3 separate regions of the Homo sapiens genome follow, and all the other regions are linked to region 2. Evidence: chromatin loops called from intact Hi-C (ENCODE). Cell type or tissue: Caco-2. All regions are shown on one strand. Each heading gives the region's core, and the rest is flanking DNA. Links, peaks and the distances in the headings are about the cores only.

Region 1 (11,087 bases), core at 3,181-8,180, 100 kb after region 2:
TCTCTACTCATTTCCCAACTATTACTACTGGACTATGTGACTAAGCCCCTACAAAACCTTCAGCTACTCCTCTTTTCTCTAGTGGCCACTTTTAGGATGTGGCAGTAATTCATTAATCTCCAGACAGATTTGCATCTGCATTAATATCTAGGAGTCTTTATTTATTTGAAAAATATTTTTAAATGGGTTCCCTGCTGTTAAAGTGAAAAGCAAACATTTAAGTCATCTAGATTAGATGAATTAAGATTTAAATTTAAACTTGCAGAGTGTTGCTTTTTAATTTGTATTGGTGGTCGTTTTTTAGGGAGCTCAGTGTGTGCAAATCATGTTCTCTGTAGCTTCAAAGGAAAAATCTAGGACTTTTTCCTAGTTAGTGAGAGGTATACTGTACTTTCTCGAAAAGACAGGAGCTCCAATTTACTGAAGAAGTTTAAGTAGAGTATAACATTAGTACAATCAGGAGTGGGGAGGTGGAGGGTACTACAAAATATTTAAGTTCCTTTTAAAACTGAGATTTCAGTAAATCACAAGACAGGAATACTTTCATGACAGTAAGCCTAAGAGTATGGTTGTTAGAGCATTTGTAAGAGCTGGGCAAACATTTCAGTAACATTTTTTTCATGCCTACGCAATTCCAGGTCCTAAGCTAAAAACAGAAAGAAAAACAAGATCTAGTCCCTGCCTACAAGGAGCTTAAAGTCTAGTAAAAGAAAGACTTATAAAAAACCAAATACATTAAAGCATTGAAGATTATGTGAGAAAAGTCTGTATGATGGGCCAAAAGGAAAGAAGTAGAATCGAGAAAAAAAAATCTCTTTTCCAAAACATTCTATTATGTGATCAAAAGGAAATCATCCCTTGACCTCTCGATCTTTGGTTTCTATCTGCAAAATGGGTATAATCTGTGACAGTGACCTAATACTTTTTTTGGGATCCATTTTGAAGAGCATTTGGAGAGGACTTAAAACAGTTTGTATATCCCCGAGCATAGATAAATCCCCATGTTAAAACACAGTGCATCTAAAGCAACACCACTGAGCTGTCAATTTTTATCACTAGTTCTATAAAACTTACTGAGAGACACTGAAGTTCTTGTAGAAATGAAAAATGAGCAACTGATGTTAATTCCACTGGTTAAGTAGGAAAAGCCAGGGCCTGAGAGTAAGACAACTGGCCAAGAACCCCAGGACTGGCTGCCAGGGCTGCTGGCTCCCTCCCATTCTCTAGTCTCTGTGCTTGAAGCTGTAACTTAATGGTTTTAAGTAGGAAATAGATTTATTGATATGTGGTTTTCTTCTGCGGAAAATCAAAATAAACCAAAAAGAAAGAAAAAACAAACAAAAAAACACGTGCTTCCCTGACCTTTGGAGTTAGGACTCTCATGGAGTTTTAAATGTACTAAGCAGATCTTTATTGAGCACTTGCTATGTTATGTGCCAGGCATGGTGGGCATTGGAGGACAAATCAAACATGACCTCCATCCTCACAGAGCTTAGAATCCAGTTTGGGGGCAATCAAAATGCAATATAATCAATGTAATCAATACTATGGGAGTCTTATAGGCTCCTAGGTGAGGAATGCTTAATTCAGCCTAATGAGATGATCAGAAAAGGCCTCCTGGAAGAAGAAATGTCAAAGCTGAGGTGTGAAACATTGAGAAGTCAACCCTGAAGAGTGGAAAGGAGAAGGAACAGTAAGTAGAAAAGTAGGACAGGGAGAGGGAGCTCTCAGCTTGTCCTAGGAAGTGAAAGTAGTTCAATAGGCAGGAGCTTAGATGAGTATCTGGTCGGGCCTGGATTGCTAGGAAGGACCTGAATCAGAGAAGGATCACGGAACAATCGTTATGCCCAGTTGAGTTTGATTTTTAGTCTGAAGGTAGTAAAACCAGTTAAGTGGTTTTAAGCAGGAAAGGGACAAGATCAATTTTGCCATTAGAAAAAAATCACATCTCTCTGCAGTGAACAAAGGACAGTCATTAAGAAGACAAGGGTGGGGATCATTTGCCTCAAAGGTGGAAATGTCAGGTATAGGCCTCAGCTGGCTGCTCTCTTGCCTCTTTAGTGTGGAAAACTCTAAGATTATACTTATAGTCGTTCCCAGGTTTTGAATGCAAGGAATCCCTTTTTAACTGTTTGAGAATGCTGGTACTTTTAGATTCTGTTGATAAAGATAATGGTGAATGATAGAATGATACATCAAATTAAATTATTCACAGTGCAATCTATGTATATTTAATATCTAGTAGGAAATATATGGAGAAGATATTCTTGATTCAGCATGTGGAATGTTTGGTGCCTGGTGGATTTGAGGATTCTTTCCCAGAACACCAATGATTCCTGTGAGTTTTTGATCCTCAGACTTGGGACCAGAGGGAAGGAGTTAAAATTGTAGTTACCAGTTTCATCCATGTCCTTGCAAGGACATGAACTCATCCTTTTTTTATGGCTGCATAGTATTCCATGGTGTATATGTGCCACATTTTCTTTATCCAGTCTATCATTGACTGGATTTGGGTTGGTCCCAAGACTTTGCTAATGTGAACAGTGCTGCAATAAACATATGTGTGCATGTGTCTTTATAGTAGAATGATTTATAATCCTTTGGGTATATACCTAGTAATGGGATTGCTGGGTCAAATGACATTTCTTGTTCTAGATCCTTGAGGAATCGCCACACTGTCTTCCACAATGGTTGAACTAATTTACACTCCCACCAACGTGGCACACGTGTACCTATGTAACAAACCTGCATGCTGTGCACATGTACCCTAGAACTTAAAGTATAATAATAATAAAACAAATTATAGTTATCAGTAGTGAGTTAACTGATCCTCTCAAAGGGCTCCTGTAATGATAGCTGTTACTGTGGAGCTTACTGTATCCAGCAGCTTTAGAAATGCTACTCATCTTTCAAATGAGGAAGCACATGTTAATGTTAGAGAGGTTAAGTAGCCTAGTATGGCTTCTCTGACTGACATTCACTTCAATATATCCTGAGATTCAAATGAATTGAATGTTTGAATTCCAGCTCTACTATTTATCTATGTGATCTTAGACAGATTACTTAATCTCTAATAGTATCAGTTTTCTTATCTATGAAATGGGTATACTATCTACCATATGGAGTCAGATCATTATTAAAGTAGATAATGCACATTAAAAGGCTTGATAGCCCTCAATTAAGTGTCTCCCCACCATTCCTTCTTTTCCTCTTTTTCTTTATCTTTTCTCCCCATTTCCTCTGCATTTGCCTACATTTTACTCTCTTCTCCTCTTCCTCAATTGTTTCCCCTTTAGAACTACTCCTTTTCTCTCTTTCTTAATCTTCACATAATATTAAACTGACATTTTAAAGTTTTACTTTAGTTACATTTGTAGTTTCTATTCTTAACATAAACAGCAACCAACTGTTTCTGTTTTGTTAAGAACAAAACAGTTGCTTTGGAATCAAGTTGTTTTATGTATGTGACCCTTAGTAGAAAAATATGTCCCACTTGCACAACATTGACCCAATAGTATGTTTTCAGACCCACTCTGGCAACTTCACTTACTTCACACTTTTGATACTCTAGAGATGAATCATCCACCTAATTCTCTGCTGAAAAGACATCTGTGTTCCTAGCCAATGCTCTTTTCATCCTTGCACATTCGCAAGTACTCTGGCAAATACTGTATGCCTCAGTCAGAAAACAGTGAAGTCAGGTCTCCTGAAATGCAGCCAGCAGTTGACGAAGCAGGTGCAGAATTACAGATGGTGCAATTGCCACAGTGCAGTAGTGTGAAGAGAGTTTTCTAAAGTACTTTTTGGAATTTATTCATCCCTCATTTTAAAAGCATATTTTCCATTGCATATTAAAATCTACAATAAAAGCTTAATGAACCAAACTGGAATAATTTATCTTCTGGAAATATATTCCTTATGTCACTCTTTCCCTGAGTTTCCAAGTAGCCCAACTCTCTGCCCTATAGCTTTCAAGGCCTTCCATGATCTGGTTTTCATCGTCATCTCATTCTTCCCTCCTGCTGCTCACGTAGGAACATGAACCCTACATTTAAATACTTTCTTTAGGCTTCTCCTGAAAAATACTTTGTCTTGCCATTCTCCAAGTATTTGTGTTTTTGATGTTCTTCGACTCTGGAAATCCGTCTTTTATGCAAACCTCACCCATTCTTCAAATCTCAGTTCAAGTTTTTCCTTTTTTGACTACTCCAAGTTAAAGCAACCTTCTAAATTCCTTTAATGAGGTAGTGTAACTTATGGGGAAAATTGTGGAATCTGGAGCTGGAATGCCTAGGTTCAAATTCTTCCCCAATGATGAGATCTTTTTACCTTCTTCAGACAATTTATTTATCAGTAAGAAAACAGATAAGATTTTAAGGGTTTTAAAAAGATTAAAGGAGGAAAACATGTGAAAGCACTGTGTAACTAATATGATAATCTGCCTAGTGTATTCATTTATCTTTTCCTTTTTGTATATTCTCAGTTTGCAATTAAACAAATATTTAGTAAAAAAATAAATTTTTTTTTATTTTCTTTCTTTTTTTTTCAACTTTTATTTTAAGTTCCGGGGTACATGGGCAGGATGCGCAGGTTTATTACATAGGTAAACTTGTGCCACGGTGATTTGCTGCACAGATCATCCCATCACCTAGGTATTAAGCCTAGCATCCATTAGCTATTCTTCCTGATGCTCTCCGTGCCCCTGTCCCCACTGACAGCCCCCAGTGTGTGTTGTTTCCCACTGTGTGTCCATGTATTCTCATCATTCAGCTCCCACTTATAAGTGAGAACATTCAGTGTTCAGTTTTCTGTTCCTGTGTTAGTTTGCTAAGGATAATGGCATCCAACTCCATCCATGTCCCTGCAAAGGACAGAATCTTGATCCTTTTTTTTGAGATGGATTTATGTTCTCTTGCCCAGGCTGGAGTGAAGTGGCATGATCTCAGCTCACTGCAACCTCTGCCCCACAGGTTCAAGTAATTCTCCCACCTCAGCCTCCCGAGTAGCTGGGATTACAGGCATGCAACACCACACCGGGCTAATTTTTTGTATTTTTAATAGAGAGGGGATTTCACCATGTTGGTTAGGCTGGTCTCAAACTCCTGACCTCAGGTGATCCACCCGCCTCAGCCTCCCAAAGTACTAGGATTACAGGTGTAAGCCACCACGCCCGGCAAATCTTGATCCTTTTTATGACTGCATGGTATTCCGTGGTGTATATGTACGACATTTTCTTTATCTAGTCTATCATTGATGGGCATTTAGGTTGATTCCACGTCTTTACTATTGTGAATAGTGCTGCAGTGAACATACACGTGCATGTATCTTTATAATAGAATGACTTATATTCCTTTAGGTGTATACCCAATAATAGGATTGCTGGGCCAAATGGTATTTCTGCCACTAGGTCTTTGAGGAATCACTACACTGTCTTCCACAATGGTTGGACTTATTTACACTCCCACCAACAGTGTAAATGCAACTTTTTTCCTGCAACCTCACCAAGATCCGGTTTTTTTGTTTGTTTGTTTGTTTTTTGCTTTTTGACTTTTTAATAACAGCTATTCTGACTGGCATGAGATAGTATCTCGTTGTGGTTTTGATTTGCATTTCTCTAATAATTTGATGTTGAGCTTAGTAAAAAATAAATTCTTTAAAAGAATATGTACATGCTTCACCAAGTAGAGTCTAAAATGATTATAGCAAGCTCTCAGGTGACCTAGTACTCCTGCTTTGGCCCATGGAGCATGCTTTGATTAGCAAGGCTTCCTGTAAACCCTAATAAAAAGACAGGCAATGGAAACACCCACACACTTAGACTGGAGTCTAGACATGATACTTGCACAGTGACCCTCATCTTAGTGTTCAATTATGTTTTTCTGCCTGTAACTTTTCTTACAACTGTGAAAGCTGGCTAGCTGGGTAGTTACCTTGGTCACACATAGATATTAGTCAGCCTGAGGTGCCAAGTGTGTTACTTCAGAATAAATATAAAACTCACCAGCAAACTTGCAGGGTTCCCACAGGGTGAACTTGATCTACACTGAGGTGCCTGCCCTATGACGACAGTCCAATGACTCACTTGACGTCAAGTCACAGATGGACGTCATCCCATTACCCGAGAAGACCTCCTTTTGTAGCAAATGATACCACAGAGGCGTCCAAGTGAGGGGAAATGCTGGGAAGCTAGTTATCTGTCTAACTAACCTTCAGCAGTGTAGTGCCTCTACTGAGCAGAGTGGTCATAGCATCTATACACCCTATCCCATGTGATTGTCCCTTTACACAGCTTATCAGTGACATTTTGGCCTTTGCTGAGTTGTCATCTTCTTTATCTAGTTCTCTTTGTGTGCACAAGGCAAGAAGGAATGTGTATCTGATTTTGAATTGCATTCTTTGAATGCACAGTTCAATAAGGGGGTTGGTGACTGCTGAGGCTATGGTTTTATAGTCAGGATCTAGTTATGTGGAACCTTAGGTGTGTCACCTAACCAAGTATCAGGCTTTACATTTGTCAAAGGGGCTGTGAGAATAAATGAGACAGTCCATGTTAAGAGTTTAACACAGTCCTTGGGTACAGTTAGTGCTCCATGAAAATTGGTTACATTTATTAGTATTACAAATGATTGTTACTAGCATATTTATGTTACTATAATACTTTATAATATTACATTTACCTTTTTTATTCTGGAGTATATTTATATGAACCCATTCCACCTGCCCTCAGCTTCTTCTCGCTACTAGAAAAATACATAGGATTTGGAGTCAGAAAATTTATTTCTGTTGTATTTACAAGACTAAACCCTAAATGTCTCTCATGTCCTACTAACTACATGAATGTCCTTGTACCAGTTTCAAGCTTTGGTTATGCCGTCCACATCTGCAAATAGAAACATGTTATATGAACTATATATTGTTGTTAATTAGTCTCTGATTATCCTCTTCTGTCATTCCAATACCACTGCTCTTTGTTCCTATGAATTGTCCATCTTGGCACTCACTATCTTATACTAAAATTATCCGCTTCTTGTGTCTTCCTCTTGAGTGGATGAAAAGTATCTGGCCAGGCAAGGTGGCTCATGCCTATAATCCCAGCATTTGGGAGGCTGAGCGGGGGTGGATCACTTGAGATCAGAAGTTCGAGACCAACCTGGCCAATGTAGTGAAACCCTGTCTGTATCAAAAATAAAAAATTAATCAGGCATGGTGGCGGGTACCTGTAGTCCAAGCTACTTGGGAGGCTGAGGCAGGAGAATTGCTTGAATCCAGGAGGCGGAGATTGCAGTGAGCCGAGATGGTGCCACTGCACTCCAGACTGGGCAACAGAATAACACTCAGTCTCAAAAAAAAAAAAAAGTACCTTATTTGCTGTGCTGGGCTTCATTCCATCCACATTTCACATGTGTTAAATGAAATAGTTCAGGACAGTGTACCCACCTCATATTCCTCTCTCCTTTGTTTTCATATGATCCCAGGCACCCTATTTTCATGTTACACTTTCCCCTTTGCTTTTTCTAAAATCTTTCACAAAATGCTCACCCACAACAGTGAGACACACCTATCCAGTGGAGTGTGGACAGCAAGAGGGTAAAGCTAGAAAGGGTTGGGAAAGGAAGGCCTAACCTGATTTTTAGAGGCTGTATCTGCCCTTTCAATGATCACCTACTTACGCTTAGAACCTTCTTTCTCCTGCCTTCTTTTGCTAAGTAACCAGGAAGGTCAAGTGCCATTGTTACTTTCCAAATGACTTGGGGGGGATCACTTCCAGATACATCAAGTTCTGCTTCTGAAGACCTGTATCAACAGTTAATTTGGAGAGTCAAGTTTCACCTTCTGAAACAAGCCAAGGCTGTTATGTAACCTGAAGTTCTTTGTTGAAAACAAAACCTGCAGATGCTGAGAAAGCTAAATTAAACTTCTTACTTGCCACTCAGCCACTAAGCATCACAGGCAGCCTAGAGAATATTACCAGCACTGGGGTGGTAAATGTAATGATTGTAATGAAACACCATATTCACCTACCAGCCAGTGTGATTTTAAAAGTCTGCCCAGATTAGTTGGCCAGAAAGCAAACTAAGGTGGAGCTGAACTTTACAATGTGGTTCTTGCTTAATGAGCAATCTTGTTGAAAAAACTAAAGTTATATATATATGTGTGTGTGTGTGTATATATATTATATATATGTATATATAATATATATAACTTTATACATATATACGTATATGTATATATGTACATATATGTATATATACATACATATATACACACATATACACACACACACACACACAGTGTAAAATTTTGTCCTAGGCATGCTGATTTCAGACTTTTATTTTTTTCCTCTCAAAAAGATTCTTTCTTGATGAATTGCATAATTAAGAAGGGGACCTGAATGAATATTATTGGCAGCTACCCCAGGACTCAGACTTGTCTCTTACCTTTAAGAGGGGAAGAGAACAAGCAGCGGTTGAGTACATACCACATACAGTGGACTCTGCTTGTTCCCCTAATAAATCATCAAGTAAAGTCAGGGAAATGGGCACCAGCAGCCTCATACTAGAGACTATGAAAAACAGATTTACACAGGAAATAATTTGTCCAAGATCACTCAACTAGTAAATAAGTGGCAGAGCTGGAATGCAATCCAAGTCTTTCTCTCATGATCCAAAGAGAATACCCACTAAGCCTACACAGCCTTGGGCATTGATCTTCTATCCCCCAGTTTCTTCCTTAGTATCTGGGTTCCATATCCCATTAAAAAAAAGGATTCCAAAATAGATCCTTCAGTCTGCAGAATCTAAATGTAAATTGTAATTAAGTAGTATTAGCTAATTAGGTACTTTAAGGAAAATACAGTACTTTAAGGAAATACATAGCTCTGTAATTTAAAAAAATGGCAACATATTGCAATTTTTGACCATAAAACACAAGTGATACGAAATTGGGGAGGTACATAAAGCCAAGTATTGAAAGACATTTGTTATCATATTGTCTTGAGAATGATTACCAAATTTCTGGCCTTGTTTTATGGCTTCACACCTTTCATAGGTTATATAGCTGTTTCTCCTCTTTGTTTACAGTCAGATCTTGGGCTACTGATACTTTCTCCCTGTCAGGTATTAAATAGCAACGTATATTATATTTTTCTATTTTCAACATTTGTGCTGGTAATTCATGCCAAAAGCAAACATGGCTCATTGTTTTTTATCTGACATTCAACAAATATTTATTGAGCATCACTGTGTACAGGTACTATCTGTTTCCTAGGTACTTTGTGTTCTAGAGATTTTCCCATATGTGCCACTGTGAACATTCTAAATGTTTCAGATCTAGTTTAGGAACTTCAAATATAACTTAAACACAGAATAAATTTCCAACAATTATCATAATATCTAATATTTATTGCAAGATTGCCATGTGCCAAGTATTAATGATAAGAGCTTTTACGTAAATTTCATGTAATAATCACCACAACCTCATGATGGAATACAATTAGTATCATGCTTTTTTGCAAATGAGGAAGCTCTGGATTTAAAAGACTATTACATAGTTCACTCAAGATCATATAACTAGTTAAAGTATCAAAGGTGGGACTCTAACTCAGGCCCATATGACAGAAGCTGCACGTTTTTAACCCTATGCATTCTGCCTTCTGGAAAATTTTATTCTGTTAGGGCAAGCAAACATTGAACTATGTGTGCTGGGTGCTGGGATATAAAGATGATTAAGACAGGGTTCCTGCTTTCAAGAACCGTGAGTGCACTGAGAGGGAACAGACACTCAACCAATCTCAAAAGCATTGTGCACTTGTTTGTTTGTGTTTTTGTTATTGCTGTTGTTATTGTTGTTGTTGAGACCGAGTCTCACTCTGTTGTCCAGGCTGAAGTGCAGTGGCACCACCTCAGCTCACTGCAACCTCTGCCTCCCAGGTTCAAACGATTCTCTTGCCTCAGCCTCATGAGTAGCTGGGAGTACAGGCATGCACCACAACGCCCCACTAATTTTTTGTATTTTTAATAAAGATGGGTTTTCACCATGTTAGCCAGGCTGGTCTTGAACTCCTGACCTCAGGTGATCTGCCCCCCTCGGCCTCCCAAAGTGCTGGGATTATAGGCGTAAGCCACTGAGCCCGGCCAACAGTGTGCACTTGTTATATGTCATGCACTGCACGGTACTGGATATAATTCAGGAATAAGGCACAATCTCTACCTTCAAGGAACTCTTGTCAGAGACAGATATAGAAACAGGAACTCCTAAGGGCAACTGATTTCTACTTCTGTTCTCCTATATAGGAGAAGTTTGGATGCTTATAGGCCCTGGGGGAGTCAGTGTTGTTCTAGGGCTCTGCAGCCAGTCCTTCAGCCTCATCTTTTGTTCTCCATTTATTGATGACCTCAGGCAGACCACTTAGTTCTAGAAAGCTATTTTCTCGTATTTGAAATAGAGATAAAAGTATATATAAATAGAGATAAAAGTATGACCTACTTCATGGAGTTGATTTTGATAATTAAGTGATAAAATGTATGGAAAGTATCTATGTTTGCTTGATGATAAGTGTTAATTACTTTTGTTGTTATCATGACCCCATATGGGTTAGAAGAATCTTAAAGGTGTTGTCACCTCTTGCACTCAGTCTTGCATTTTTTCTGCCAAACTAACTCAAGGCATTGCTGTAGCAACCAGCTTCATCCAGGTGTAACTGACACCACCTTGCCTTAGCTGCCACGCCTCTCTCTGCTTTCTACCCGAGAGCCCACTCGCCACTCTGGCATGCACAAAACTGGACGTGCAAGGGAGTTGGCATCGCATGTGGCAACTCTCGACAATTGGAGAGGAAGGGAACTGGTGGGTAGAGCTCTCCTCCATCCCTTGGATAGATAGTTCTGAATTGCATTGTGTATGCTCCTCAGAAGGTTTCCCTGCTTCCTCTTTCCTCTTCTCAGGATCACTGCTCAAAATGAACTATCACATGTGAGCCTCTGCATATATTACTGCAAACCTTTGATTCAAGCTCTGCTTTCCTGGGGATTATGGAAGTGCAGTTGGAGAGGGTGAGAATCATAGGAGTTGGGGGATATTATGTATTT
Region 2 (11,087 bases), core at 1,997-6,996:
AGATGAAAGAACTTGAAGTCTTCGCTAATGGGAAAGGAAAGCTTTTGGAGATTTTGTTCTAAGTTTTTTCCCTGAAATTCTCAGAAGATTCTTTTTTAAGTTGTCTGTGACATCTATGAGCCAACCTATTGCCTGGTTTTCCAGTTTAAGTGTCGGTTGGTTGGAAGAGAGAAATCCTGGATGAATAACTTACCAGAGAATAACTAAATATGGATCAGTAGATAGGATCCCAGGGGTAGCATTTTTCACTGGAAAAAGCTGTTCCTATACTACATATTTGCTGTGCTTTTCAAATGTCGGGGCTCACTTGCTCATCAGTGAATCAGTAAAAAAGGAAATATTCCCTTCCTCAGTTGTCAGGCCCACAGTATTTTCTGCCCCAGGAACAACTATCTCCAGGGAATATTTTCATTTGAAACATCCATTTTCTTGCCCTGAAAGCCATAAAAGATGAGACAAATCACTCTGAAAGCAGGTACCAAGGTCTGGACTTTTCAGCCTGAACCATAGTTTACCTTGTTACATATGAAATGCTTAGGTATCGTCATTCTAATAATGTGGCTGATAGCATTGATAATAATTGGTTGTTTCTGAATAGTACTTTTGATTTATGGAGCAATTTAAAATTTTTATTCTTATGGCAACCTTGAGACAGGCAGGGGATGGTATTATTATAATAACAACTTTTTATGAAGAAACCAAGCCTCAGAGATGCTTAGTAGAGAATACAAAGTGATAATGTTAGATGGAAACCTGACTATTTAGCTGCTCTTTTCTTATACTTTTTTTCAGTTATTTTCATAAACTGGCCTATGAACCTATTGTTCCCGTAAGACAATAAATAATATGTAGTGACTGGGATTATTTCCTAAAAATCCACAAGATGGCAGTAAAAGATTTTGCATTGAACTGGAGACACTAGTGGAATGTGGCCTTTTGCCCAGTTTTCATACTAGTGATTGTATTTGATCACAGTATTAAAACTGGTTATCATAATGATAGCTTTTTAAAATATAACTCAATGAATTCAAGTGGAATTCAAACCTGAAAGTAACATTTGTGACTTTGTTTATTATTATTATTATTATTGTGAGGGTCCTGTATTTAAACATAAGAAACCACTAGGAATCAGCTGGGAGCTCTGATAGCCAAGATTTCTTGAGAAAGCTCAAAATGAGAAATGTTACTCCTTCTTCAACGTTGGACTGACCTATAATTCTCCTGCTTGAAGGGGAGAAATAGAGGGGTCAGGAAAAGGTCAATAGTTAATCTTCCTTATAATTTGATTTCTTGTTATTTCTCTATGTTCAGAATCTTTCCTGGAGGGAAACTTTCCTGATGGACCAATGTTGCTGTAAAACATATTCCAGGAACATTTATTGCCTATATCTCTCAGGTTTTGTGTGTAACATAAACTATACTAAGCTATGGGTAGTTTTTCATGTACTTTTATTATTCTACTCTCAGATTTATGATAGAATTAAGAAGAATGAAGACTATATTTTTCTTTTCTTTTTCTTTTCTTTTTCTTTTCTTCTTTTTTTTTTTTTTTTTTTTTTTGAGATAGAGTCTTGCTCTGTCTCCCAGGCTGGAGTATAGTGGCATGATCTTGGATCACTGCAACCTCAGCCTCCCAGGTCCAAGCAATTCTCCTGCCTCAGCCTCCCAGTTAGCTGGGGTTACAGGCATGTACCACAATGCCCAGCTAGTTTTTGTATTTTCAGTAGAGATGGGGTTTCACCATGTTGGCCAGGCTGGTCTCGAACTCCTGACCTCAGGTGATCCACCTGCCTCAGCCTCCCAAAGTGCTGGGATTACAGGTGTGAGCCACTACACCTGGCCTACATTTTTCTTTCATTTGGCGGAGGGTCTGCCTCCATGCTGAGCGGGAACTCCCTTTGTTGATGGGGCTCGTGATCATCATCAGGCACATATAGACCTGAGTCAGTAGACTCTGTAATTGAGAACATCAGAAAAAATCACACTGTTTCTGTTTCTAACATAAAGGCAAGCAAGTGTTCCTTAGCATCTCCTTTGTGTGTAGCAGACAGGACTTATGCCTCAAAAAGATGGCAGTGGATTTGCATAAACATGTAAAAACTTAAAAATGAACGTCAGGTATCTCTGGTTTTAAAGTCCTTTGGGCAGTCTCTTATGCTACCCAAATTTATCTTTCCCCTTTTCCTGACTTTTCTTCTCTAATGTCTTTTTACGTTCATATTCATAGTCATTTCTTATGACAAAGAGTACAACCTTAATTTTTGCTTGCTTGTCAGAGATTCTCTTTTCACCTTGGGTGGCTCACCATCTTTCCCTGAAGGAAAAAATATATATAGCTTTCATACCCTTACTAACATAGATTTAAACCTCCTGTCAGGAAATAAGATATTCCACTCCATTCCTCTGTTTATTCATGTATCCTCTCATCCCTGTCTACAACGAACTTGATAGGGGCTTCTGTGTTTATGTCACCTTGCTATGTGGAATGTAATGATGACTAAGCCATGTGTCATGTCCTTGGGATGCTTATAGTCTAACAGAAGTAATAAGCAGGTCCACCCCGAATTATACTATAAGAAAAGTACAGTGAGGCAAGGGAGTTCCATAGAAAAGGCAAAACCTCACCAGGTATTCTGAGGAGGATTCATGTTTTCCTTGGTAATGGAAAGACCTTCCCAGATCCTCACTGCAAGTCTAAGATAAACGATTTTTTCATCAGGCCACAAAGGAAGAACATGAAGTCCAATGCAGAAGTTTTGAAAAGCAGGAGTGCTCAAGAATTATCAACAGCCCAGACCAACAAGACACCAGATGCAGGAGACTATTTGGCCTCTGAATAAACGGGATGAGGAGTTTAAGCACTGGGCTAGGCTAGGAAAAGCAAATAGCTCCCAGGAGCAACAATTCAGTTACTCAGGACAACCTGAACAAACTCCTGATCTTCTCACTCCTCTGTAAAGTGAAAAGACGGAGACTCAGGATCTTTAAAGGCCCTTCCAGCTCCAATATGCTAGGAATGTATGTGTTTGAGAGAACTTTGTGTGATAAAAAGGATGCACTGAAGGGTTTTTGAACAATTAATTTTTTATTAGTTATGACTAAACGTATGTTAGTTATGAATAAAGACTTCCCTTTATTTTATTTATTTATTTTTTAATTAGAGACAGGGTCTCACTGCTGCTAGATTGTGCAGTAGCACAATCATAGCTCACTAAACCTTTGAGCTCCTGGGCTCACGCAATCCTCTCACCTCAACTTCTCAAATAGCTAGGACTATGAACATGCATCACCATACACAGCTAATTTTTAAAATATTTCTAAGATACTGGGTCTCACCATGTTGCCCAGGCTGTTTTTCAACTCTTGGCCTCAAGCAGTCCTCCCACCTCAGCCTCTCAAAGCACTGGGATCACAGGTGTGAACCACCTCACCCAGCCTAAGACTTCCCTTTAAATAATAAAAGTTTTAAAATCAGAAATTAAAATTAAAGGCATACATTCATACTTTTTTCAGAGTCCATTGGTTATAACTTAACCATCCAAATAAAGTCTCAATTCCTCGATATAGCTTCTCTTAACTTGTCCAGCCATATCTCTAAAAGTCAGTCTTTTCTCTGTCATGTAACTATATCTGACATTGTATCCTCTCCTGAAAACTTTCCCCACCCCACCTTCTTCTGAATAACTCTTCTATTCTATTCATCCTTCAAATCTTAGATTGTTATATTCTCTAAATGCCTTCTCTTGCCATTCCCACTTCACCTTCCAAAAACACACAGAAGCACCTCCAAGTTAGGTACCCCTCTTAATGTGCTTTGTATATCCCATACTCTTCCTATGACAGCACTTACCATGTTAATTTTTAAAGACATGTTTAGTACTCCATTTTCCTTACTCTATTGTAAGCCAGGACAATGCTTGTCTTGTTTACCTGACATATAATATATCTTATAAATATATAATGAATGAATGAAGCTAGATTACTATTTTAAGTCAGTAGATTCTGAGTAAAGATCTAGTAAAATAAATGCATGGCCAACAATGCATGGGCAGTATACACCTGTATTGCGCAGGACACAATGTTAGGTACTGTCCCTATAGGCTGATTATTTAAAGGTTTCCAGCTGACAGGAATGTGTGTAACCTAACCAAACTTGAAGAATATTTATAAGATATTGTGTCTGACATCTCAAAAATCAAAATGAGAAACAAACAAAATGTAGTTATATCTTTTGTATAGCAACCACTAGAGGGCAATGAAAGCAAACGTTGAACATCCTTTGGGGGAAAGGAATTGTAAAATGTTTTCTGATTGAAATCTGGGCATATAATCTTATGTTTGGGATAGTTATAGGACCTGTAGGCTGTGGTTTCTGTGATTATGGGTTTAGTAGTTATAATTACCTTTCTAGTGTGGAATTCAAACCTAGATTCTCTGTGATAATAACATCACCTTACACTGCATGTATTATCTCATATGAACCTCCTGTAGCACTACCAGGGAATATACTATTTTCCCATTTTCCAGTGAAAAAAAACTGAGGTTCAGAGGCATTAAGCTAGTAAGTAGCCATAAGGTAGCAAAATATTGACACAAATCCTATAAATACTTATTAACTACTTACATTTACCAGGCATACAAAATTCTCTGCTAAGACAGACAGTCTGGGAAAATACAGGTTCCAAAATTAATTGTACCAGTTTAGAATGGAGACATATGGCAACAGCTCCTTAAAAGAAGATCTTGTGGTTTTAGGTAGCCATCTGATGATGCTGCCAATAGGCTAATAGGCTGGAGCCTATTTACGGAAATGTAGTCCTGGAATGTGGGAAGGAGACATCCTTCTGTCTCCACACTGGTTAGACTCTATCTAAGCTATATGTTCCACTCTAGTTGCTGCATTTTTATAAAGATATCAAGAAGCCACAGAATAGGATTAAGGTTCCTGGACATGATATATTAGAGGGTGAAGGGCAAAGTGAAATGTCCCAAAGAAGGAGAGAGAAAGAGAGGGAATTAGACACAGTGATGCTTAAGCTATAGGCTCAGGAGCCAGAGTGGGTCCGACTTGGCATACCTACTAAAAACAGGAAATGAGTAATTCCAGAGATCTGGGTTGGCCTCTTATCCATGTCAGATATTGAAGAGAATACTTGTTTGTATTCTCCAGGATTCACACAGAGCTAAAGAAGAAGCCTTTTTACTGCTTTAATCTGAGCAGACATCAGAAGCACTTTCCAGAGGCCCCCATGAGGCCTGTGTGCAGGGAGCTAAGCATGGCCTTGCTTGGTAACTGCAATAGCTGAAGTAAAGTGAAAGGCACTGAACATTCAAACAGGTTCTTTCGGCTTGCCCCAGCAAGCTCAACCTGCAGCTTGCCCACCACTTTCTTCCATTCTCTGCTCCATCCACCTCTTGTGTGTGTATCCCCAAGGTGGGCTGCAGGAGTTCTGTGGTCCAGCTGGAGCGTAGGCACTATGGGAGTAAATTTTCTTGGCCCCAGGATAAATCTGTGTCACCAACAGAGAACGCACATCACAGGGTCAGCTGGCCCTTAACCAACCTTCCCACCTCTGGTTACGTGATGGTAACTATCCAGAATGAATTTATTGAGAATTTTGCTTCAGAGGAGGTTATTCACCACAGTAAGGTCTCCATTATAAGAACTGGATCAGTTAGCATGGCCCGTGCAATCACCATGTTATTAAAAGACTTGAGGGATGAAGTTGCCTTTGTAGCTGTTGATAATGGTGAATTGAAGGGTGTGAGACAATGGATCTTAAACATGGCAGTCTTTTCCTAAAACTGCCAGATAGTGCTTCCAGCAAAGATTATCTCATCTCTGCAAACTCCAACCTAGTGATTATCACATCAGGTGCATGCCAGGAAAAAGGTGAAACACTTTAATTTAGTCAGTCTAAATGTGGCCATCGTTAAATTAATGATGTCTAATATTACTCAATATAGTCCTGCTGCAAATTGATAGTTTCCAGTCCAGTGGATATCTTAATTTATGTAGCTTAGAAATTGAGTACATTTTTCAAAACCCATATTATTGGAAATGGCTGTAATCTGGACACTGCCCATTTCCATTTCTTGACTGTGCAAGTGCTTGGAATCCACTCTGGAAGCTGCCATGGGTGGATCTTTGGAGAGCATGGGGACTCAAGTGTTCCTGTGTGGAGTGGAGTGAACATTGCTGGTGTCCCTCTGAAGGATCTAAACTCAGATAAAGGAATTGATCAAGATCTAGAGCAAGGGGGAAAATGTCCACAAAGAAGTGATTGCCAGTGCTTATGAAATTATGAAAATGAAAGGTTATACTTCTTGGGCCATTGGCCCATCTGTAACAGATTGAACAGAAAGCATTTTAGAGAATCCTAGGAGAGCGCATTCAGTTTCCACATAATTAAGGGCCTCTATGGAATGAATGATGTATTCTTCAGTGTTCCTCGTATCTGAGAGAGAATGGTCTTGCAGACCTTACACAGGTAAAGCTGACCCTTGAAGATGTGGCCCATTTGTAAAGGAGCACAGAAACACTTTGGGAATTCAGAAGAAGCTCAAGCTTTAAAGTTGTGTAAAGCTATCATTCTGAAATTATAGAAGAAGAGAAATAGCAGTTTTGGGATTATATATAAACCTTTTGAATAAACTTGAATTCCTAAAAATAGGAAATAGGAAAGGGAGTAGAGTAACGGCCCTGTTTATTTAGCCTCTATCGCTTTTATTATTAGCATCCAGATGCTGAATGATACTTATTTTTTACAATTCCTAAGCGATTGCATCAAAGAAGGTGTTTTTGATACGTCTGATGTGCCAGTACTTGCCTTGTATGTATATGCACTTGCCATTTGGTCCAAAAGAATGTATGATCTAGGTGTTTATTGTTTTATAGAAATCCTGATTCTTTTAAATACGTTCTAATATTTTTTTGGTCTGATGGGCTTATATTATACTCATTTACATACTCTTTTTAGAAGTCATTACTTTCTCTACAATGTAAAAATAAAAGTGCACATAAAGAAAAAAAAGTGAGTCTGCATCCTGACTCTGTTGTTTGTAATTGTGAATTTCGGCAATTTATTTAACTTCTCTGTGCCTCAGTTTTCTTATCAATAAAATGATGACTGTGTCTACGTATAGGGCTGTTATGAGGAGAAATTGATAATACATGTGGTGTTTAGTGTAACATTTCGCACCTGGAAGGATTTGATAAATGTTGGCTGTTATTTTTGTTGTTGTTGCTGCTGCTGCTGTTGTTTTTGTTGATAAAGCACTTGCAAGACCATTCTGCAGAAATGAAGGTAGACTTATTTGTGTTGCCCTAGAAAATGCCATTAGAACCAAAAGAGGCATCATCTAAAAGCAAGAGTTCGTAACAGGTTTAGTTTTAAATACTAAACCATGTATCGCCTAACTGATCTTGAACAAGTCACTCAACCTTACTCAGTCTCCATTTTCTGATGTTACTGAGGACTTAATGTGTCTGTTCACTGTGCTAAGCACTGTGGGTGGAGTGAAAAGGCCTTGTGTCACTGCATTGTAGTTACTCAAGCAGGAGCCAGCTGACCATCTGCAGGCATTTAGAGGGCTTGGGAGAAAGCATTCCTGCAAAGGATGGAATTTTTTTATCAAATCTCAGAGGATCCTATAAACAATCTTTGTTTCTGCTCTTGAAAATGTTGGAAATGAAATTTGTTCTCACTTTGAAATTGTCTTCCTCTGATACGGCACGAGGCTGGTCCTCAAATGGACTTGCATTCAAAAGTATTTCCCTTGAAGTAGTACCTGCCTTTTGAGGGTAACTGGATTCCTTTATTTCTCAAAGGTTAAGAAGATGAAAAAGTATGGCTTTGGAACCAGCAAGAGGCTTGAACCCTGCTTTACTATCAACTAGATGTGCAAACTTTGGACAAGTACTTAGCTTCCCCAAACTGAGTCTTCTTATTTATAAAATGGAGCCAATGACTCCTGCTTCAAAGGATTGTTATGGGGGTTAAATGTGCCAAGGGGTATAGAGCACCCATCATGGTGCCTGACACAAAGCAAGTGGTCCTGCCTTCTTTGACAGTGCCACCAACAGTCCCAGTGCTCAAGGCTCTAAGAATGAGCTTCAACTCTAAGAGGAATGGGCATTGGCCTTCTGGTCATCATCCCATCTCCTCAACTCTGTAACATTGTGCAACTCCTGCCAGATAAAAGCTGACCTCAAGTACATTTCCCACAATTCTGGTCCCTCCTCACACTCTATGGTACCTAGGGGTCTAGTGTCCTCATGCTCTTTCTTGTCTGTCCTTCAGTGAAAGAAATCAGATGAAGGAGTTCACACTGAGGTTGAATGTTAGGAAACAGGCAAAGCATTATTTTAACTAACTATATCGAGATTTTCACAGTATATCTACTAAGTTTAAGACCAAAACAGTGAATCTCAAATGGTGGGATTATAGGATTCCCAGTAAACCTTATGAGGAAAGAATTTCAGAAACATCATAAGTGCTTCATAGGATTATTCATTTATACATCTCAAAAATGGCTACATAAGGCTGTGATCTTCTTCATACCAAACCCAAGTCTTATTTTTATTGATTTCAGTACATGACATGACACAGCCCCTGGCACATTGTAGATGTTCAATAAATGTGGACTAGATAGTCTTGAGGCCATATCAGATGGACAAATATATTTCTTAGCCCATCTATTACTGTTAAACACAACCACAAACCATCTATAAAACACTTGGGATGGGAGAGTTGGAAGACATAGAAGTATTTTGCTTTAGTGTTAAGGATAGAGGAAATAACAGTTCTTCTAGAAAATGCCCTGTAACTGGGGAGAATTTCATAGGAGAAGTAGGATTTGAATTGAGCTTCCCAAGGCAAGGGTGGCAGCATGACATGTGGCTACGAAGAAGAGTGTTTCCAGCTCAGTAGACAGATGGAAGTTCAAAAGCTACTAGTAAAGGGTGTTGATGACAAGTTCTAGGTAGAAGCTAGCTTGTTTTGAAAACCTGAACCCCAGCATACATATTCTTGTCTTCATTTTAGTTTCCTTGGAACACTTTAAACACTTCTCCCACATTTTTCTCTCACACTTCTACACACTCCCAGTCCTCAGTCTCTGCCACATATACAGCAGGGGAAAAAATAGGGCTCTCTTTCTCTTTCTCTCTGTTATACTAGTTTCCTCTAATCTTTTGCTCAGTAATATATCACAGAACAACTTTCAGCTCATTAGCTGACAACTCCAATGTTGTTCTTTTAGAATGGTCAAAGATTTACTCTTTTCCCTGATAGCCAACAATACATAAGACTTTAATGTCCCTTTTCACATTTCCTGAGGCTAAAATTTTCACAACATTTAACTCAAATTTAAACTTCCTAAAACTATTTTGGGAAAAAGAACCAGGAAGATTTATTTTAACATTATTTTTCTTAATCAAAACAGCAAATGTCGTGAATTTTACACACTAAACATACTTTTTAGTGAGGAAATACTCTTCTAGAAAAAAATTGAAATTGTACATGCTATTTACATTAAAAAGTAGAAATTAAAATTTTCTTTTAGTGATATTAATAATGTTATTAGGCTGAACCATATGAAGTTGCCATTTCTGTAGGTCAAGTTGAATATTGTCAATTTTGTGTGGTTCAACCTAATACAGACTCTTGCATAGAGGTTACAGCCATAGATTATACTAAGAAAAGAGTCTTCAAAGAATTTAGTCCAGAAAAAATGAATTTATTGGTTTACTGATTTGAAAAGGGTGCTTAAACAAAGCAGAAGTATTCTTCAATTTCCCATAGTAAAAGCAAAAGCTACCATTCATTGAGTGGGTTTTCATCTGCATCACCTTATTCAGTTCTCAATATAACTCTGCAACCATTTTGAAGTAGATATTCCTATCATCACTTAATAGATGTACAGAGTCAAAATTCCAATCCTGAGTCTGCTGGACAAAACCCACACTCTTTCCCTTCTATTACACTACCTCAGAGATTTAACACAGAAGATAAACCACTTCTCCAAAATACAATACCAGTTAGCGTCAGGACTTGGAGTTATGGGTACATATTGAGTTATTTGCATAGAAAGCTTGACTTTCTACAGTTAGGTCTTTGAGAAAAAATTCTATAAAGTAGGAGATCATCTTATATATACTGAGCTCCTCAAGAACAGAGGCTATCTAAATAATCTTTGAATCCATGGGACATGGCACAGAACCTATTGTAAATCATAAATAAACATAGTAAATCACAAATAAATGTTTCTAGAATAAATGAGTAAACAAAAGAATGACTTTTGCATGGGAAAAGGCAGAATAGGTTCATAGCTCTTTGCAGAATCAAACATCTTACAGTATGTAGGTATTTTAAAACCACAAGATAGAATCACAGAATCATAACTCCGAATGGAATACCAGAGTTCCTCTTGTACAATATTTGTTTGTTTGTTGTTTATTTAATAAACAAAGGAACTAAAGTACAAAATTCCAAAGCTAAATGATGACACAAGCCAGAGCCAAATCTACCAAGCCTTCTTGAAAATATACCTATCCCTGGATTTTTCTTCCTTTAGGAACATAAATGTGCTAAGGTATTATCTACTCATCAATAATTACCAAAATTATTTATATTTTTATACACAGCATATATACATGTATACATACACACACACACATAAACAATTGCAGCACAATTTACTTTCTTTAGGGAAATACTTGTTTTTATTGCACACAGCATTTGATAAATATCAACATTAGCCAGGAACTTATAGGTGTGAGAAAGAAGGCAGCTAAATACAAGTTTTTTTGGTTGAAAATCACACCCATTCACTAATCCTCAGGTGGACTTGTTCTCAGGAAGAATAATTTACATTGTCAAACACTCACAAGCCTGAAAAAGAAAGAAAAGAAGGGTGAATTTGTATTCATACAACAGATACCTTCACACACTTTATCCTGGAAAACACATTGTAGTTTATACAATTTGTTGGTGAGTGATTTATGCTTTTTATGCATAGTTATTTGCTTAGTCTCCTATTCATCCAAAAATCCATACTTTTTCCTGGTTTACCTGACTTTCTCA
Region 3 (11,087 bases), core at 3,600-8,599, 290 kb after region 2:
TGCTCATCTGCTACAAATGAAATACCCAGGATTTCTATCCACTCTGTGTGCCTTTACAAAGTCTATGTCTACACATGCAAAGAAAAGTGGGCTATTGTGTCAGTAGCCTAGATAAGTCCAACCTATGCAGATCCCTAAACTTCAAACAGCCATCTATTTGGATAGGTCTCCCTAAGACCCATCTCAGTGCCCCAGATAGCAATGCAGTCAAGCTCCCCTGGGAATGTCTATTAAATTTCTAATGAGTCTCTAGTCAAACCAGCCTCTGGTGAAAACTTAAGCACCCCTTAATTTCTTTTATTGTCCTTCTACCTTTTTTTAAATCAATTTCACCGTTAACCAGCCATTCTGTTACTTATTGAGAGGTTTAGGAAATTGCATAATCTTCAGAGTCAAGCTGTTCTGCACTGAAAAATCAATGACTATTTAGTGATTTATGCCAAACTTCTTTTTTAAGTCTATAATTTAAGAAAGGGAAATATATGTAAGAGAGAGTATGAGAGAGCTATCAGTATCCTTACTATATGTCAGCAACGTGCAATGTGTGTCTCTTTTATGTTGTAAACCCTTTCTAAAGTAAGGTATGGTATAAACAAATAAATCATCCTATTTATCCTTGGGCTGGGACAGAACAGAGATGATAGTTGTTATTTGAAGTAATATGAGTAGCCATTATAAAAACCCAGACAGTTTACATACACCTCTCTTTTAAAAAAAAAATTGTAGAGACAAGGTCTCTCTCTGTTGCCCAGGCTGGTCTCAAACTCTTGGGCTCAAGGAATCCTCCTGCCTTGGCCTCCCAAAGTGCTGGAATCCCACAATGCCCGGCATACATACATCTCTTAATCACCACAAGACTTCAAAGGAAATCATTTATTTCCTCTTTATAGATTTAAAGAAACTGAGGCTTAGAGAGGTGAAGAAAAATTCATGTCTGACTGATTCCAAAGTTCACAATCTGCTTACTATAGCATGCTTTCTTTTTTATTGACATCATGTAACACTTGTGCAATTTAAGAAAAATAAAGAAGTAAATTGAACTGGGTTTAGCTTTGTCAAAACCTAACTTGGGCATAAACTTAAATCCTGAGGAGAAGCTGGTTTTCCTAGATGATGCACATCTTTCTGAAGGAGAACATTCTAAAGTGAGCTCAGATATACACACTTTCTCACTGTGGCCTGCTAAAATAAAATGAGGGAACAAGTCTTGCTGAATGACTTCATTCATTTATTTAATAAACCTTTATTAGATCCAATACAAGGCAGCTTGATAAGTAATGTGGAGGTGTAAAGACAAATAAATCATGGTCACTTTCCTGACGGAGCAGGTCTTCTGGGGGACAGAATGAGTGTCTACAGGGAGGAAGTGATTAATACCAAAGGAGAAGGGCAGAAAACACGTTTTCAGTGCAGAAAAGGAGATTCCAGCTTGAATTAGGGGGCGTTGAAGGATTAGGAAAATAGGGACTGGGGTTAGGAGTAAGATACAGAATAAGTATGAAATAAAACATGGTTCACTTTCATTACAGGGAACAATTTGTGAAGGAGAATGAAAAGAATCAGAACTGGAAAGTTAGACTCAAGTCAGTTTTGATGCCTAAAATTTTCCAGGAAACTTATACTTTATCCTGTAAGCAATAAAGAATTTTAAGGGTTGTGACCAACCAGACCAGGTTGATTTTCTCTGGGCTAATGCCCTGAAGGTACCTATATCACTGCCTATACAGGCTGCATTATGAGGTCCTTCTAGGCAAAGATCTGAATCTACTCATCTGTATGCCCCAGCACCTAGCACGATGTCTACCTTAAACATACTAGCTACTCAACACATAGAGCAAAGGGAATGGAATGTTCAGAAGTGGGTTTCTGAGAGATCAGTCTGGCAGCTGTGGGAAGGAAAGGTTGGAGGAGAGAGACTGGCAATAGGAAATGTTTGAGAAAGCTATTACAGTATTCTGGGTGTAAGATTCTGAAAACCTGAACTCAAAAGTGGCAATAGGAAAGCAAAATAGGAAACCATTTCTAAAGAGATCAGAGAGGACTATCATCCTTGGACATTTGTCCCGACTGTTCCTAGTAATATTCTATTTCCTTTTCCAAAGCCTTACGCTCCCTTTAAGAGCAGATGTTGATTATGAGAGAGGGGATGGGGCAGAAGCTACAGGGATAGGTTGATAGCAAACTCCCAAAATCAAACTGCAGCTGGCATTGAGAAATCTCATTTCTATTTCATAGATTCTTAGAACTTTCCATATGGCCATTGACTTAATTTACAAATGAAGAAACTGAGACTCATTTCTCTAGGACACACAAAGAGCTGGTAGCAGAGCCTACTATTGTGTCACTTATCAAAAAATCAATGTGACAGTCAGTATTTCGTTAGCAAGATGGGAATTTTATTTGCTTCACCAGAGTGAGTTATAGGGATTGATTTTGTCACAGCTTCAAAGTGACATTTTGACAAAAGAAATGTCATTACTGCCCTCGAAAGAAAGCTCTTTAATGGAGCCGGTCTTGGAATGGCCAGAGCCAGGCAAAGATCTCAAATGTCCAGAGGTGATCTACAGATCCATGGAGGAGAGGTGGAAGGAGAGCCATACTGCTGCACTCCAGGGGGCATCAGGAAGGCAGGCTTTGCCCTCAAGGTGAATAAACTCAGAAGAGGCTACTCTTTGATGTCTTTGTTATTACTTTTCTTATTCCAAGCCTTCTAACACCTTCCTCACTGGTCTTCCTGGCTCACCTTTCCTCTCGGATTCTTTCCCTATACTGCATGCAGTGTGGTTTTAACTGGTCTTATATTTTTATGTATAAAGAACAAAGATAGGCATATGTCCAGGGAATTTTGCAGCTTCAATAGCCCAACGTGGAGACACTTTATAACTTGTTATGTTTTCTTTTGAATGTGATAATCACATCTATCCAAACCTTGAGTTCCCTTGTCCACTGAGAACCACCTGAGCCAGCACACAGATAACTGTCTGATCAAGATGTGCTAGTGGCTTTTCTGAAAATGGTTCTCAGAGGAAACCCCAGTCAAGTCTCCATGTCTGAGACATGTTAAGGTGTGTCCTATGTAAACCCTGAAAGCCGATGGAACTCAAGGAACATTTTGGGATGAAAAAGTTCATATTATTTTATGTATTCCTCATAGTCTATTTGTCTCAAGTTGCTGATGACGAAACTGCTATTCTGTGGAATGGCGTGGAGAATAAACTACATTCCTTATGTATTTTTGTGCACAGGCATTTCTGCCACTTGGGTCCACAAAGCACTGCCATTGAAACTGTCAAGTTAATCTGCAACCTTATATACAAAATGTATTATAATTTATAACTGAAAAATCTGTTCACAGTGCACACACACACATACTCATGTTTACAATATATTTCAGTTTCTAAAAGAGATATCGTTCAAAATGAGCCTTGAAGAATCAGTAAAATCTAATCAGGTGTAAAAAGATGAAAAGAGTGTTGTTGGCAGAAATCAGGAAACAGCCCGGTGTGCTCAGGGAAGCCAAGGAAGCTTAATATTACGTAAGTGCAAAGCATAAGTACAAAGCTTCAAGTGTCCAGAGATAACGCAGAGAAGTTGGAAACCAGGTCATGAAGGTCCTCCATCTTGAGGGCAGTGGAAAGCCTTGGGAGGAATTCAGCAGAGGTTAGATTAGAATTTAGCAGATCATTTTGCTGTGGTGTGAAATAAATTTCCAGAGGGAGGCAGCCCCAGAGGGCAGGGATCCATTTCAGTAATTCAGGTAAGACATGGAAAAGACCTGACCCAGGACCATAGAGTAGCTGTGGAGAGAAGAAACCAGAAAATTTTCAGCAGGAAAAAAAAAAAGTGTATCCTGCAGCATCTACATCAGAATCAGCTGAGGTGCTTATTAAAAATGGAGGTGAGCAGGCTCAACCCCTGTCCTGCAGGATCAGAATCTCTGGAGATGGGGGCAGGAAAGCTGCATTTTAACAAGCTCCCCAGAGATTTTGTTAGGCATGCTACTAATTTGAGATACACAGGCACAGTGGAAAAGTTTGGAATCAGACAGAATAACCAACTCCTATCAATTATCATAACTTATCTAAGCCTAATATGTGAAAATAGAAATCATATTAAAAGATACAATATATGTAAAGTACTAAGAAATATTAGTCTATCTTTTGCCCACCCCTACCCACAAGCACATACCTCTTAAACTCTCACCCTTATAAGGCTAGAATGAGCAACTTCCTAACACTACTCTTTTCTTTAGATTCCAAATCTCCTTTTGCACAGAGGAAGAAGGGAGAGTTGCCAAAACTGCCCTGTGTGCATTTGCATACGGTGTTTTTGACCTTGTGCTTGTTTAGTTGGGGAGAGAAGTTACCACTGGCTGACTCTAATGGGCAGGAAGATGGAGCTTGGCAGCAGGACTGATTCTAAACCCCGCCCCCTGCCCCTGCCATTGGCTGCAAATCCAGATGGTTTCTGAGTTCTCTGCTATCTTGTGTAGCTACCTACAGGAATTTCTAGAAGAACACACTTGATCAGTGCTTACTGCTTTGGAGAACCATTGCATCTCATTTAGGATACCAGTTATTCTGAACATCTGTAGATTTGTTATTTTCTACATATTATTTTTATAACCATTGCTCATTTGCTCCTAACAGTAACCCTGTGAGGTAAATATTATAAATATGCCCGTTTTGCAGATGAGAAAACTGAAGTTAAGAAAGGATAGATAAATTACCCAAGCTCCTACAGCTAGTAAGTGGCAGAGCTGGGCCCTGCATTACATATTGTTATTGTGCAAGCAAATCAAAATAATTGATTCTTTAGAAGATTTTTACATATGAACTAATTCCAGATGTTAGTAGCATAGCTAATTCTATCCATTCAAGTACTGATGGTAAGACTAAAGTAATATAAATAGGAGTTGTATAATATGTGGTTATGTAATATAAATAACAAGTATAGTTTTATCAGATAACACTGAGCTTTTGTTAAATCTTCTTTTCATCATTAATTCAAGGTAAGTATTATTCAGAAAATTTAGCTCAACCCATTTCTACTTTGGGAATTATTAAAGAATAAATTCTGATTCACTATAGGACTTCCTTTCATCTGACTCTGTAGTAATAGGCCTACAGTCATACCGTTGAGCTTGCAGGTTTCACTTTGCAAAAGTTTTTAACTATCTCAAAGCTAAAACATCAACACTGAAAGATAAAGATGCAGAAGTGAATGTCCAGTCATCTGACTTGCTCACTATGGTAATTATTGCCAGACTCTTAGCAAGTAAAAAGAGTATATCTTGCCTCTTAACTATACATTGTGTTTATATGTGGGTAAAAAGGTTTTTTTAAAAAATAATAGCACGTGTAATATCTGAAAAGAGTTTCAGCAACAGCTTCCAATATGTTCTTAATATTTATAAAAATACCTAATTACCTTGCATTTTGATTAAAAAAAAAAGGGGGGGGGGGCTCTAAAATTAGACTATCCTATTCTTAACTTTTCTGACTACATGACCTGGAGCAAATAGCTTCTCTTTCTGAGATGTGATTTTTCAACTATAATAATAAACTCTGGAGAATAGATAGCAAGTTCCTTGAAGGCCAGGACTATGAATTATTTAGGGCCTAAAATAGTTCATGGCACTCAACCAATAAGTATTGAATTAAATAATGTGAGAAGAAAGAACATGGTGTATTAGGAGAAAAATCATGTAAATTAGAAGGCACAGATCACTTTTTTTTTTTCTATAGGTTGTGAATGCAGAACCAAATAATTTATTGTTGCCTTTAGAGGAAGGTTCTCTTGATCTGAGTGTTACTTCCTTTTATTTCAATAAATAGGTTTTGAGTTTCCTGTATGCACTGGATACCGCTCTGGCCACTGGGTGGAGACGTAGATGAATAAGACCCCACCTCTGCCATCCCAAGACTTTCTTTTGGTACACACCACACACATACATATACACACAGCTATAGCATAAGGCAAAAAAGTTTAGCAAAACATGAATAGAGTCTTAACAGGTATTCAAATGGGCGGGAGAGCCTACTCCATGTGAGAGCAATTAAGAAAGGGTCCGAAGAAAAGGTAGCATTTTAGCTAACTCTGTGAGGAGTAAGTGCACTTTAACACTTAGAAAACAGCAGGAGCAAAAGTAAACGAATAGAGGGTATCTGGTGACCAGCGAGTATTCCATTCAATGGGCACACACAATGGGGCAGTGGTAAGGTTGTAAACATAGCTTGAGGCCCAGTAACAGAGGGCATTAAGTATTCCTTTAAAATTTTTGAAGAGGCTCTTCTTTGGGTACTGGGGAGCCCTTCAAGGTTATTGGATGGAGGAGTGACAGGCTGTGTTTGTAAATAAAGAGGTTGACTCTTGCTGGGAGGATGGATGGTGGGGACTTGGGAGGGACTGGAGTAGGGAGACACCTAGGGAAGGACGGTGGGATGACTCAGGGGAGAAATCATAGAGCCTACATCCTAGGAATTGAAGGGAGCCCACAGATGGCAATGGCATGTAGGGGAGACTGTTAAAAATGTCATTCATGAACATGTGGGGGACCCTGAATAGAATTGGTAGAGAAGGGGTAAAAGGCGAATGGTGCAAAGTAACTGCCCACTAGGAGGACAGTGGAAGGGAAATAAACTTGGCAGAGTCCAGACCGGAAATTAAAATTGTATGTATGCTTTTAAATCTATCCTCTAGCAGGCATCTCACCAACACCTCACTCCAACACATTTGCCTTACCTGGTAAATCAAGTCTGCAGCATTAAGTAATTGCTACGTGTTATCAGAAATCAATGGCAGTTTATACATGATACTGGAATAACCACCAAATTAAACTGAAAACCAACCCAGGTCAGAATAAAAAAAATTGTCACTAAAGTAAACTTTTTAAAATTGAAACTAATTTTAGATTGATTGCCAGGTTAAAACCAGAAAGCTGGCTGTGATAAATCCACTTCTCCCCCAGGACTAAAATTCTTTGTGGATACTGGAAAATAAGTCCTTGTATTTGCAAAGCACTTTTGTACCTTACCCATTTGATAAATAAAGAGGCAGGGTCAGAGGAAATAAGTGACCTGTGTGCAGTCACACAGCCAGACACTGTTCTTTGGAGGTCCATGAATATTTATTTAGTATACAGTTCCATTTAATTTGTGAAGGTTTACAAGACGTCTTTCATGTTCAGCACTGTTCTAGGGCCTGGGGGAAAACAAGGACGCCTGAGCCTTTGCCCATGCTCTTGGCAAACATTAAATGGTCTGGCAAACATTTGGATTTCCTTTGAAGTTGGCAGTCTCGATACATGATCTATTCTTCTTAGGCAGTCAACAAACTTAGTACTGCCATCCCAGCTATGCCACTGGCTGTGTCATCTGAGACAGACCAGTTACTCCTATGTAAAGTGGGACATGTAAGAGGGTTAAACTTACCTCATTAAGATGCGAGCTACACAAGAGTCATAGCATGAAGGCTATTGAGTCAAATCAAAAGTATACCTCTCAAGAAAAACATCCATGTGTAGCCCACTCTATCTATCTATCTATCTATCTATCTATCTATCTATCTATCTACCTACCTACTTACCTGTCTGTCTTTCTTTCTATCTATCTATCTATCTATCTATCTACCTACCTACCTATCTACCTACCTGTCTGTCTGTCTTTCTATCTATCTACCTGCCTACCTACTTACCTACCTAGCTAGTTAGCTATCTTTCTATCTATGACAACGCAGTAAGCACCATGAACCTGCCACCTAATGTGAAAGCATGAGCAATGAAAGGTATATCATGACTAAGGATTATGATTTTTCCCTTTCTGTGCACTTGAAATCCCTGTAAGAGAAAAAGAGAAAAATAATTTCCATGACTCCAGGGCTATTGGTATACATAGGCAACAATGGGGAAGCTATGAGAAACATCTTTTATTTGTTAGTAGTGATAACCGTAATGCAGTTTCCATTCATTCACAGAGTTCTGAGAAATCTGAGTGACACAACTACAAAGTGAGAACTTTTCCAATTACTGTCTCAAATTTATTACAAGCACTTGTCAATATAAGTGAAAGCCTATCTCACTTGAAAAGAAGTAAAAAGTTTGCAGATATGCCATTCGCCTTTTATGTTTTGACAACTTCATGAACATTTGTAAAGATTTTACTAACACGTCCTGTTTGAACACTCTTGATGTGGTGGTTTTTCCTGGAAGGCCCTAAGAAGCCACCATTTTGCTCTGTAATTGACTTGTGCTCACCTGCCCAAAGAATTAATACCATAATGAATTTGGGGCATGAGGTAAATGTGAATGACAAACCTGGTCACTCCTTATTCATAGAGAAGGATTCTGTGAACACCTCCCAAGTCTAATGGCTCTAGGTGAAGTGGAGTCTAAGCCCAAATGACAGTCAGAAAAAGACAGATATGAATCTACGATTGCCAATGGATGGAATGATTGCTTTGTTGCAGGTAAAAGCTCCCCATCACCCAGCTCATCCCATGAGCTGCCTGAACTTCTGTGTTTATGCCCTTCGCAGTAATAGGCAAAGCTCACATTTGGCAAATAAAGAATTTGACTTTGATTAGTATTTTTTAAATGTGATAACAATACAATTGATGTTTTTTGAAGATTACATATAAGCCAGGTGTTTTTGCTAAATAGAACAATTTTTCTCATTAAATCTTCACAAGAATCCCATGAGGTGAAGAATATAGGGTCCCCTTTTAAAGAAAATAATATTTCTGGGCACCCATGCCCCCAAGTGTTGACTAAATCTTTTTATAATGATGTTACCTAAATACATAAAAAACACAAAATTAGGGGCAAATACCTTATAGCTCTTATATCATCTATCATGTTCAAATAAATTTACAAATTAAACACCATATATGTAATAGTGGTATATTGTAACAATAAAATTCAAAATTACAGCATTAATGTGATTAGTGATACTTTAGTAAAACTAAATCTTCTTCCACAATGTAATCGTGGTTGTGGCTGCTGTGTGGAAATTTTGGAGTTGCACCTGCTGAGTGCTAGGGAAGACTCAGTTCTCTCACCACTGTTTCTCTACAGTACACCCCGCTGCAGAACCACTGCAAAGGCCCCATCTGGGTCTTACTCCATACCATTTACCCAGCCCCTAGTACTGAGACTGACACCTTGGAGTCATTAAATGAATAATTATGGACCTCAGTTATACTACAGACACCCTCTGTGGCTGCTCTCTCTGCACTGTGTTTTAAGTTCCTGACCCCCACACTTGATGGGTTTTCTTGCCTAGTTGCACAGTGCTCAGCTGTACTCTCTTGGCACTGTCAGCAGATAGCTGTATGGAGCAGCCCCTCAGTCCAGCCCCCTCCCACACTGAATTTGCTATTTTAAATCTACGAGCTGAGAAACCCCAGGAACAAACTTCTTTTTTTTATTTATTTATCGTTAATTCTCATTTTTACCATTTTTAATTTCATCTCACATCATAGTAAGTACAAATATATACATATATATATGCTAAGACTCTGATGGGTAGATTTTGTGACTTTTCTGTCAACTGTGCAGCTCTGCTTCTTTGGGATATATAATTCAGACACTTAAAGTTGCTGGTTAGAAGATGGCCGAATAGGAACAGCTCCAGTCTACAGCTCCCAGCATGAGCAACACAGAAGACAAATCACTTCTGCATTTCCAACTGAGGTACTGGGTTCATCTCACTGGGGATTGTCGGATAGCGGGTGCAGTGCACCGAGCATGAGCCGAAGCAGGGTGAGGCATCGCTGAAGCAGGGTGAGGCATTGCCTCACCCGGGAAGCACAAGAGGTCAGGGAATTCCCTTTCCCAGCCAAGAAAAGGGGTGACAGATGGCACCTGGAAAATCAGGTCACTCCCACCCTAATACTGCGCTTTTCCAATGGTCTTAGCAAACGTCACACCAGGAGATTATATCCCGCGCCTGGCTTGGAGGGTTCTACGCCCATGGAGCCTCACTCTTTGCTAGCACAGCAGTCTGAGATCAAACTGCAAGGTGGCAGCAAGGCTGGGGGAGGGGCTCCCGCCATTGCCAAGGCTTGAGTAGGTAAACAAAGCAGCTGGGAAGCTCAAACTGGGTGGAGCCCACCACAGCTCAAGGAGGCCTGCCTGCCTCTGTAGACTCCACCTCTGGGGGCAGGGCATAGCCAAACAAAAGGCACCAGAAACCTCTGCAGACTTAAATGTTCCTGTCTGACAGCTTTGAAGAGAGTAGTGGTTCTCCCAGCATGCACCTTGAGATCTGAGAACAGACAGACTGCCTCCTCAAGTGGGTCCCTGACCCCCGAGTAGCCTAACTGGGAGTCACCCCCCAGTAAGGGCAGACTGACACCTCACATGGCCGAGTACTCCTCTGAGACAACACTGCCAGAGGAACGATCAGGCAGCAACATTTGCTGTTCACCAATATCCGCTGTTCTGCAGCCTCTGCTGCTGATACCCAGGCAAACAGGGTCTGGAGTGGACCTCCGGCAAACTCCAACAGACCTGCAGCTGAGGGTACTGACTGTTAGAAGGAAAACTAACAAACAGAAAGGACATCCACACCAAAACCCCATCTGTACGTCACCATCATCAAAGACCAAAGGTAGATAAAACCACAAAGATGGGGAAAAAACAGAGCAGAAAAACTGAAAATTCTAAGAATCAGATCACCTCTCCTCCTCCAAAGGAACGCAGCTCCTCACCAGCAATGGAACAAAGCTGGACAGAGACTGACTTCGATGAGTTGAGAGAAGAAGGCTTCAGAAGATCAAACTACTCCGAGCTAAAGAAGGAAGTTTGAACCCATGGCAAAGAAGTTAAAAACCTTGAAGAAAGATTAGACGAATGGCTAGCTAGAATAACCAATGCAGAGAAGTCCATAAAGGACCTGACGGAGCTGAAAACCACAGCATGAGAACTACGTGACGAATGCACAAGCCTCAGTAGCCAATTCGATCAACTAGAAGAAAGGGTATCAGTGATGGAAGATCAAATGAATGAAATGAAGCAAGCAGAGTTTAGAGAAAAAAGAATAAAAAGAAATGCACAAAGCCTCCAAGAAATATGGGACTATGTGAAA

Evidence for each region. Hi-C counts contacts between places; a loop is a spot of excess contacts. Peaks named below come from ENCODE experiments on the same cell type or tissue, not always from the same donor. Only the 100,000 strongest peaks of a DNase experiment are listed, where the experiment ranks them.
Region 1: a loop joins it to region 2, with 5 times the contacts of the local background. A loop is called at or near these places in 8 of 110 quality-filtered maps.
Region 3: it touches region 2 in a loop (19-fold over the local background); 12 of 110 quality-filtered maps call a loop at or near these places.

The regions. Positions count from the first base shown.
Region 1 is chr11:83,706,436-83,717,522 of GRCh38, reverse strand. The region is part of intron 18 of DLG2 (discs large MAGUK scaffold protein 2); the gene reads left to right. All of the region lies in intron 10 of DLG2-AS2 (DLG2 antisense RNA 2), which reads right to left. Among named protein-coding and RNA genes, the nearest start is that of DLG2-AS2, 74 kb to the right of the region's middle. In Caco-2, for the core only: CTCF peaks have their summits at 6,008 and 6,214; a DNase peak (open chromatin) is centred at 6,242.
Region 2 is chr11:83,809,943-83,821,029 of GRCh38, reverse strand. The region is part of intron 17 of DLG2 (discs large MAGUK scaffold protein 2); the gene reads left to right. It also overlaps the pseudogene LDHAL6DP. Among named protein-coding and RNA genes, the nearest start is that of DLG2-AS2, 180 kb to the right of the region's middle. In Caco-2, for the core only: CTCF peaks have their summits at 4,050 and 4,260 (motif pointing right); no DNase peak of the experiment used is centred there.
Region 3 is chr11:83,517,183-83,528,269 of GRCh38, reverse strand. The region is part of intron 21 of DLG2 (discs large MAGUK scaffold protein 2); the gene reads left to right. Among named protein-coding and RNA genes, the nearest start is that of DLG2-AS2, 110 kb to the left of the region's middle. In Caco-2, for the core only: CTCF peaks have their summits at 5,837 (motif pointing right) and 6,460; a DNase peak (open chromatin) is centred at 6,409.